Linked DNA regions of Homo sapiens: region 2 is linked to region 1. A link is an interaction called in ENCODE POLR2A ChIA-PET data of the cell type or tissue named here. Cell type or tissue: OCI-LY7. All regions are shown on one strand.

What was found. ChIA-PET counts read pairs that join two places held together with the same protein. Peaks named below come from ENCODE experiments on the same cell type or tissue, not always from the same donor. Only the 100,000 strongest peaks of a DNase experiment are listed, where the experiment ranks them.
Region 2: POLR2A ChIA-PET joins it to region 1 with 5 read pairs; 1 of 35 experiments calls an interaction of 5 or more read pairs at or near these places.

Annotation. Positions count from the first base shown.
Region 1 is chr1:11,070,654-11,075,653 of GRCh38, reverse strand. EXOSC10 (exosome component 10) reads left to right here. Exons shown (of 25, transcript NM_001001998.3): 18 at 1,328-1,423; 19 at 1,646-1,720; 20 at 3,483-3,567; 21 at 4,681-4,754. Among named protein-coding and RNA genes, the nearest start is that of SRM, 13 kb to the right of the region's middle. RefSeq lists an enhancer at 2,638-2,687. In OCI-LY7, CTCF peaks have their summits at 2,657 and 2,856; a DNase peak (open chromatin) is centred at 2,873; H3K4me3 peaks cover 756 bases; H3K27ac peaks cover 1,593 bases.
Region 2 is chr1:11,946,889-11,951,888 of GRCh38, reverse strand. It overlaps PLOD1 (procollagen-lysine,2-oxoglutarate 5-dioxygenase 1), which reads right to left. Exons shown (of 19, transcript NM_000302.4): 2 at 3,822-3,913; 3 at 1,983-2,116; 4 at 1,369-1,532. Among named protein-coding and RNA genes, the nearest start is that of PLOD1, 15 kb to the right of the region's middle. In OCI-LY7, no CTCF peak of the experiment used is centred here; a DNase peak (open chromatin) is centred at 2,618.

The DNA.
Region 1 (5,000 bases):
CACTTTGGTTTTTAACTTAATTACATAAATCTAGATTGGGCCTTGCTTTAGCAATTAATGAGAAAATACTAGGCGCTTTAGCTGACCTCAGAGCTAATTTGAGTCATGAAGATGATTTAGCAGCTAAGCGTGTTAGCATGAGCTCTGGGCTGCTTTGATACGGAAGTGCTGTTTGGTGTAAAGGAGGCTGTGGTCTCCCTGCACTCTTGTGTTGCAAGGGCGCATAATTACAGATGAAGCAAAAGGATAGCACATATTTATGAACCCAGTTGGAAGCAGCATTTTGTTGCATAATTTCAATGATTCCCTATAAAGATATGTAATACTAAATTTCAGGCCTGGCGTGGTGGCTCACACCTGTAATCCCAGCACTTTTGGAGGGCAAGGCGGGCATATCACCTGAGGTCAGGAGTTTGAGACCAGCCTGGCCAACATGGTGAAACCCTGTCTTTAATTAGCCGGGCATTGTGGCGCACGCTTGTAATCCCAGCTACTCGTGAGGCTGAGGCAGGAGAATCACTTGAATCCAGGAGGCGGAGGTTGCAGTGAGCAGAGATGGCACCACTGCACTCCAACCTGGGCAACAGAGCAAGACTCCACTCAAAAAAATAATACATACATACATAAAATAAATTTCAGGCATCAATTAAGACCTCATGTTCTAGAGCCAGACCATGGTGGGTTTAGATCCTTGGTCTGCTTGTATTCACTGCAAGCCTCTGAAAGACTGTCACAACCTCTGTAGGCCTCAGTTTCCTCCTCTGTAAGATGGTGAGAGTAATACCACCTCATAGGCTATGAGGACATGCTGAGAATTCACTGATCCAGCACATTGATATTGAAATGCTACTGTGTGCTGTTGCAGACACAACACCTTATACATAAGAGAGTGTATGAAAAATTAGCCTTAGCCATTGGTATTAATATCACTGTTACTGGCCGGGTGCGTGCGGTGGCTCACACCTGTAATCCCAGCACTTTGGGAAGCCAAGGCGGGTGGACCACTTGAGGTCAGGAGTTCAAGACCAGCCTGGCCAATATGGTGAAACCTGGTCTCTGCTAAAAATACAAAAATTAGCTGGGCATGGTGGCACGTGCCTGTAATCCCAGCTACTCAGGAGGCTGAGGCAGGAGAATCGCTTGAACACAGGAGGTGGAGGTTGCAGTGAGCAGAGATCACACCACTGTACTCCAGCCTGGGCAAAAGAGCGAGACTCTGTCTCCAGAAAAAAAAAAAAAATCACTGTTAACTGTTGCTCTCTTGCTTGCATCTTGATGTCACAGATGATCATGGTCATTAGTGATCGTTTTTTGTCTGTCCCTGCAGGAACCTAGTGCTGAAGACAGTAAAAAGGGTCCATTGACAGTTGCACAGAAAAAAGCCCAGAACATCATGGAGTCCTTTGAAAATCCATTTAGGATGGTGAGTAGTAGTTTTGTCAGGGCTGACAGGATATGCAGAGATGCCTACAGCTGTACATGCTTTTACCTGGGAAGGAAGCCTCTGAAGCCAGTGTGTCGGCTGCCCTGGTGTCCTGGCAAAGACGCTGACAAGGCACCAGCAACCCCCCATCTGAGCGCTTCTGCCCCGTGGCTCTAGATTCCGTTCCCGGCAGCGTTTCACACAGCCATTTCCTTCCTCCAGTTTCTGCCCTCACTGGGACACCGTGCTCCCGTCTCTCAGGCAGCGAAGTTCGATCCATCAACCAAAATCTATGAAGTAAGTGGACTTGTCACCTGTTCTAAAAGAGACTTTTTTTTTTTTTTTTTTTTTTTGAGATGGAGTCTCGCTTTGTCACCCAGGCTGGAGTGCAGAGGCACAATCTTGACTCACTGCAACCTCCACCTCCCAGGTTCAAGCAGTTCTGCCTCAGCCTCCCAAGTAGCTGGGATTACAGGCACCTGCTGTCATGCCCGGCTAATTTTTGTAGAGATGGGGTTTCACCATGTTGACCAGGCTGGTCTCGAACTCCTGACCTCAGGTGATCCACCCGCCTTGGCCTCCCAAAGTGCTGGGACTACAGACGTGAGCTACTGCGCCTGGCCCTAAAAGAGACTTTCTAAGAAAAGGGGATTTCTTAATTATTCATACCAGGTTTCTGTTTTAGACAAGCCTATCTCATCTGTGAATCCCGTGAAAATGAATGCAAAAGCCCTTTATTTTCTAGCATTGTTTCTAGGGAAAGGGTCCAGAACTTCAGTGAGATTCTTAAAAGCACTTGGGCTGGGCATGGTGGCTCACGCCTGTAATCCCAGCACTTTGAGAGGCCGAGGCGGGCGGATCATGAGGTCAGGAGATCGAAACCATCCTGGCTAACATGGTGAAACCCCGTCTCTACTAAAAATACAAAAAATTAGCCAGGCGTCGTGGCAGGCGCCTGTAGTCCCAGCTACTCGGGGGGCTGAGGCAGGAGAATCGCTTGAACCTGGGGGGCGGAGCTTGCAGTGAGCCGAGGTTGCGCCACTGCGCTCCAACCTGCGCGACAGAGCGAACTCTAGCCAAAAAAGAAAAAGAAAAGCACTTGGAAACTTTGTAAGAAACAAATCTTCATTTGCGGTTTTTAAATTGAGGTTTAATCTATATGTAGTAAAGTACACAAATATTAAATATACAGCTTGATGCATTTTTATAGATGTCTGTTACTTTAAGGCTCTTAAAGGTGACAGCTTTAATTTTAAAACACTCTATCTTACTTATCTGGCTTGTTTTTACCAGCATTATGAGTAAGAATGAGAGCACACCTCCCCTAGACCCTCTTGAGATGTTCCCCAGAGCCAGAACGTGAACTGTTGTTCGCAGCCTCCTTCCTCCCTTTAGGAAGCGTCTGCTCTGATGACATGGGCGACTGGCTTCCTCTGTGTGGCAGCAGAGCTCTTTTGTTAGGCAAAACCGAGAGGTCCCCCAGCCCCGTTCCTGTCCCTGAGTTAGCTTGCTATTTTTGGAAATGGGGAATCAGGTGGGGCTTCTGCCTTCTCTCCTCTTTTCCCCCCACGGGTTATGTCACACTGAACAACTGCACGTCCTGTGTGTTATGCCCAGTGTCACCTCCATGTGTTGTAACGCCATAGGTCCGTGGGGTGTCATAAAGAAACACAGCAGACTTGCGGAAGCCCAGCCTTGAGTCTGCTTCTGTCATTTACTGACCATGTCCCTTGGACAAGTTATTTACTCTCCCGGAGTCTGTTTGCTCATCTCTAAAGAGAGGGTGATGACAGTACCTTTTTCCCAGGGTTACAGAGGGATTGAATGAGATGATGGATGGCCCAGTGCCTGGAGGACAGTAGCACTTTGTCCTTAATAGGGATTTTAGCAATAAAGCCAGCATGAAATTTATTTTTCATGCCCTTAGATTTGAAAATTTATGACTTAGAATGTGTGTACTTCTTAGGTTAACCTGCCCTTCGTCACCTCATGAAAAGTAAGACAGACTTAGGTGGCTGACTTTGGAGGGTTTTTTTTGTTATATTTGCTTTCATTATAGATCAGCAACCGCTGGAAGCTGGCCCAGGTACAAGTACAAAAAGACTCTAAAGAAGCTGTCAAGAAGAAGGCAGCTGAGCAAACAGGTAACACTCACTTCCTTGCAACTCAGTCGGCTGTTAAAGAATGGCTGTTGCACACCCGCTGTTTCAGCCAAGTGCCAGATACGGCGATGAATGAAGCCCCTGTGGGGCTTCCCTTCTGCTGAGGGATGGTGGGCAATCAGTATCTATCCTGGCAGATGGCAGCAGGTGCTGTGCAGAGAGATTGGTGGGGAGTGCTGGAGGTGCTGTAGCTGTCTCGTTGGTGGTTGGAGAAGGCAGTCTAATGAATGCGACATTGACGAGACCTGCAGTGACCTAGAGAAGAGTTCTGGAGCCACAGCACAGCGAGCCCAGAGGCCCTGGGGCTAGTTCACTGGGCATGCTGAGCAGCAGCAAGTGGGCCTGCATGAGCAGAGCGGGTAGAGAAGAGCAGGAGATGGGGAAGGAGCCAGCAGAGGCCCACGGGATGACGCTGCCTTTTACTCTGAGTTCAGAAGCCAGGAGGGTGCTGAGCAGACGGGGGGAAGTGACTGACATGTGGCACTCTGGCTGCTGTGTCAACAGTAGACTATAGAGGACAGGATGGGAGTCCAGGAAGGGATAGGAGACATGGCAGTGGCTCAGGCGAGAGGGGATGGTGGCTTTGAGACCAGCGTGGGAGCAGAGGAGGTGGTGAGAAGCTGTCAGAGCCTTGATCTGTCCCATAGCAAAGCTGACAGCATTTGATGATGAGGTGGATGTGGCATGTGAGAAAAGGGAAGGGAACCTTGGATGAAGGTTTTGTCCTGAGCAGCTGGAAAGCTGGAGTTGCTGGCAGCCAAAGTAGCTGGTTTGAGCAGGTTTGTCCACGATGGTGATGGTGACGATCCTGTTAAACGCCCTCAGGTCCACAGGCCACTGAGCATTTAGGTTCACAGAAGAGGAGCAGGCAGGGCTGGGGAGGATCAGCTCACGTGTAGCTGAAGGTGGGCAGAGCACCTGAGCCTGAGCTCTGAGGCAGCCTGTCCTGCAGAGATGGGGGACCGGGGACCTGAGAGGGAGGAGGAATCAGCCGTGACAACCCCTGTGGCTAGGCCAAGTCGGAGGGGGATGGAGATGGAGGGGAGGGTGGTTGCTGGATTCACCAACTCCAGAGACAAGTTCTCTCCCTTGCAGCTGCCCGGGAACAGGCAAAGGAGGCGTGCAAAGCTGCAGCAGAACAGGCCATCTCCGTCCGACAGCAGGTCGTGGTATGTGCCAGCTTTTCTCCTTTTTCCTTTGAAAAACGATGCCCCTGCTTGTGGTCAGGATCTTCCTTGGATATCTTAGGGGGCTTGCCCTGTGCTTTATATTAAGTCCTGACTTCTTTCCGGTTCACCTTAGCTTGGCTATTAGTGTCTACCTCATTTCCGAAACCTCCACAAGATTGATATTGTAATTCCTCTTAACCTTCTTCCACTGTGTTTATGGTAAATATGCCAGACCACTCAACTGTA
Region 2 (5,000 bases), 880 kb before region 1:
GGAGTGCAGTGGCACGATCTCGGCTCACTGCAAGCTCCGCCTCCCGGGTTCATGCCATTCTCCTGCCTCAGCCTCCCGAGTAGCTGGGACTACAGGCGCCTGCCACCACACCTGGCTAATTTTTTGTATTTTTAGTGGAGACGGGGTTTCATCGTGTTAGCCAGGATGGTCTCGATCTCCTGACCTCGTGATCCGCCCACCTCGGCCTCCCAAAGTGCTGAGATTACAGGCATGAGCCACCAATATATATATTATATATATTATATAAATTATTATATATAATATATATAATATATTTTACATTATAAAAAAATATAGTATTATTTTTTATTTAAAAAAATTATTTATTTTTTTGAGTGCAGTGGCACCATCTCAGCTCACTGCAACCTCTACCTCCTGGGTTCAAGAGATTCTCCTGCCTCAGCTTCCCAAGTAGCTGGGATTACAGGCGTGTACCACCACGCCCGGCTACCTTTTATATTTTTAGTAGAGATGGGGTTTCGCCATGTTGGCCAGGCTGGTCTTGAACTCCTGGCCTCAAGTGATCCTCCCACCTCGGCTTCCCAAAGTGCTGACATTACAGGCGTGAGCCACCGCGCCTGGCCTTGGATTTGCATCGTTTAAAGACACCTCTGGCTGCTGGATGGAGAATGGCCTGGAAGGGCATGAGGGTAGGGAATGGCAGAGCAGTAAGGAGGCTCCTACCAACGGCCAGGAGCCCAGTGAGAATGGTGGCAGTGAACTGTGGGCCAGAGAGAGCAGATTCCAGAGATCTTTAGGAAGTAGGAGGCAGGTGGCCAGGTGTGGTGACTCATGCCTATAATCCCAGCACTTTGGGAGGCCGAGGCAGGTGGATCACTTAAGGCCAGGAGTTCGAGACCCACCTGGCCAACATGGCGATACCCCATCTCTACTAAATATACAAAAATTAGCCGGGCATAGTGGTGCATGCCTGTAATCCCAGTGACTTGGATGGCTGAGGCAGGAGGATTGCTTGAGCCCAAGAGGCGGAGGCTGCAGTGAGCTGAGATCCCACCACTGCACTCCAGCCTGGGCAACAGACTGAGATGCCGTCTCAAAATTTAAAAAGTAGTAGACAGGTGACTGGCATTGGACGTAGGTGGAGGAGGGCAAGGGAGGAGTCAGGAGTGACTCCTGGGTTCTGTCTATGGGGCTGCGTGTCTGTTGAATGAGATCAGAACTGCAGGGGAGCACATTTGGGGTTGAAAAGTCAGGAGCTCTATTCAGGACATTCTGCACTGGAGACCTGTGAGACACCCAGATTGCACGTCAAACAAGGGGGGTCCCCACAAAGGCAGTAGATGGACCCCTCTGCTGGGCCAAGCGCCCTGCACCCAGGCCTCTCACCTCCAGAGCCCAGGAACCTCTTGCCATCGGACACCACCGGATACTTGGTCTCCAGCCTGCGGTCTGGGTAGATGAGCTCCTCAGCAGAGAAGACCACCTGGCTCCTGGCCTGCCGGAACTTCTTCAGGAGCTCCCGGGGCCCCGATGCAAACAGCACGTCATAGCTGTGGCCAGAGCAGCGAGAAGACGGAGCAGGGCAAGGGTGAGCAGGGGCCCAGTGAGGGCACAGACAGGAGGGACCAGGGATCAAGTGCTCCACAAATGGCCCTCTGCCCACGCCAGCCTGGGCCACCATCTGGGAAATGGACCTGTCTCTGTCTGCAGCCCTGCCTGCCATGTTCCCACCCGCACCCTGGGCAAAGAGATGGTCCCCACAACATGTCATTCTTCTCTTACTTAAAGGGGGCCCATCACACTCATGGGTCACCTCCTCTTTATCTTTTCACCAAGCCTGGGAATGGGCTTTACTAAGACCGGGAATGGACACCCTAAAACTAGGCAACCTTAGCTAGAGTGGTCCCCCTTCTTCCCCGATGTTCTGGGAGGGCCTCATTTTAGAATATTCTTCTATCTTCCGCGGAGGGGCCCAGGCTAGGAAGCCCTGACCCACCTACCTGTCTGCGAAGAGAATGACCAGATCCTCCTTGTCTGCGTGCTTCTCCAGAGCTTTCTTCAGCAGCCGGACCTTCTGCCCTCCACCTGCCGACGTCCCCTTCTCCACATTCCAGTCCTCCCCTAGGCCAAGCGCCTGGAGAGAAACACCCCTTAACACGGGCTTTTGGTAAAGAAATATTTTTCCAGGGCTGGCCGTGGTGGCTCATGCTGGTAATCCCAGCACTTTGGGAGGCCGAGACGTGTGGACCACCTGAGGTCAGGAATTCAAGACCAGACTGGCCAACATGGCGAAACCCTGTCTCTACTAAAAACACAAAAATTAGCGGCGTGTGGTGGCACATGCCTCTAATTCCAGCTACTCGGGAGGCTAAAGTAGGAGAATTGCTTGAACCCGGGAGGTGGGGGTTCCAGTGAGCCGAAATCGCTCCATTGCACTTCAGCCTGGGAGACAGAGCAACACTCCGTCTCAAAAAAAGAGAAAAAGAAATAATTTTTTTGCTCCTGTGGGTCCAGCAACTCTGACCCTCCCCTGTAAGGAAACCATTCTCCACCTGTATGAGGATTAGCCGGTTCCTGGTGGTCATGTGACCATGCCTGTCCAATCAGAATGTCCCACCCTTCCTGCCCCTCCCACATCCGGAGATTTGAGCATGTGACCCCAGCATGGCCTATCAGCGCCTTCCCTGGGACTGTTCTGTGAAAAACAGAACAGTCTGCAGGCCTTTCCTAAAAAGGAAAGCCTGTCTCCTTCTGCTGAAGTTGAGAAACTGGGGCACATGAATCTGTGGCTGGTGGTCATCTTGCCACCACGATTAAAACAAACAGGGCCTAGAGATGGAAACACAAGGCCCTCACTTTGCTGCTTGAATCCCTGGATCCAGCCATGCCTGAAGCAACCCTCTGCTGCAACCCTCATTCATGTGAGCTGATACACTTGCTTGCTGACTTAATGCCACTAGATTGCAAGCTCTGTGTAAGCAATGACATGTTCTGTATTGTCCATCACCCTATTGCCAGTGCCCAACCTTGTGCCTGACATAAGGAAGCACTCAGGATACTCGTCTCCCTGCAGGGCTCAGCCCCATGGACTGCACACAGATGACACCAAGCCCATGCCAGTGGTCGATCGGGCATTAGCTCATGTTTCTTTTTTCTTTTATTTTCTTTTTTTTTTTTGAGACAGAGTTTCACTCTATTGCCCAGGCTGGAGTGCAGTGACGCCACCTCGGCTCACTGCAACCTCCGCCTCCCAGGTTCAAGTGATTCTCCCGCCTCAGCCTCCTAAGCAGCTGGGATTACAGGTGCGTGCCATCATGCCCAGCTAATTTTTTTATATTTTTAGTAGAGATGGGGTTTCGCCATGTTGGCCAGGCTGGTCTCGAACTCCTGACCTCAGTGGATCATCAGACTCCCAAAGTGCTGGGAATACAGGCGTGAGCCCCTGTGCGGGACCACTCATGTTTCTTTAGAGCAGTGTTTATAATACCGGGAAGATGTCTAGACCGTGCCCATCCCCAAATTACGGGGTGGTACTTGTGGAAATGCTGATCCCGAGGCCCTGTCCTCTAAACTAGCCTCTCAGCTGAGGCTCCTGCACACTAACATCTGAGCATTTCTTTAGCCAACTCTTTCCCTCTCCATCACCCCCTAGACTCATGCTGTGTCCTCTGCTGTGTCTTCCCATTCCCGACTAACTCATTTTCATCCTTCAGGCTTCCAGAAGCCTCCCCTGTGGCCCCAAGTCTATCTTAAGAGACGTGGTAGTTTGGAAAGGACACTAGCTCCTAGATCCTCCTGCCACCCCTCACTGTCTCTGCCTCACCCAGGAAACCCCTTACCTGGATCTTGTAGTTGAAGAACTGAGCTGAGCGCTTGAAGCGACGGAATCCCTCGGTCTCCTTAGTGGCCACCGTGAGGACTAAAAGGTTGTCTGCAGACAGAGGAGGGTATGGTGAATGGGAATGGAGGATGAGGGAGGTGACAGGGAGGAGGTCTTTGTTCCCAGTGACCTGTCAAATTCTGGCAGGAAGTGTCTTCATGTCAACCCATTACAGAACAGGGCCCAGGGAAGAAAGGATGATAGAGCAGGAAATAACCCAGGTCTCCTGAGTCTCCTCCAGGGCTCCCTCCACCCAGTAACTGACCGATATAGTTGGATATTTGTCCCCTCCAAATTGCACATTGAAATGTGATCCCCACTGTTGGAGGTGGGGCCCAGTGGGAGGTGTTTGGGTCACAGAGGTAGATCCCTCATGAATGGCTTGGTGCCATCTCCTTGGTAATGAGTGAGTTCTTGCTCTGAGTTCATGTGAGAGCTGGTTGGTTTTTATTTTTTTGAGACAGAGTCTCACTCTGTCACCCAGGCTGGAGTGCAGTGGCATGATCTCAGCTCACTGCAACCTCCACCTCCTGGGTTCAAGCTATTCTCCTGCCTCAGCCTCCCAAGTAGCTGGGACTACAGGCGGGTGCCACCACACCTGGCTAATTTTTATGTTTTTAGTAGACACGGGGCTTTGCCACGTTGGCCAGGCTGGTCTTGAACAGCTGACCTCTGGTGATCTGCTTCAGCCTCCGAAAGTGCTGGGATTACAAGCATGAGTCATCATGCCCGACCAAGAGAGCTGGGTTGTTTTTTTTGTTTGTTTGTTTGTTTTTGTTTTTTTTTTTTTGAGACAGCATCTCACTCTGTCACCGAAGCTGGAGTGCAGTGGCACAATCTCAACTCACTGCAACCTCCGCCTCCTGAGTAGCTGGGACTACAGGCACTCGCCACCATGCCCAGCTAATTTTTGTATTTTTAATAGAGGCGGGGTTTCATCATGTTGGCCAGGCTGGTCTCAAACTCCTGACCGCAAATGATCCACACGCCTTGGCCTCCCAAAGTGCCAGGATTACAGGCATGAGCCACCGTGCCCAGCAGAGAGCTGGTTGTTTAAAAGAGCCTTGCACTTCCTCCTCTCTCTTGCTCCAGCTCTCACCATGTGACATGCCTGCCATGAGTCAAAGCTTCCTGAGGC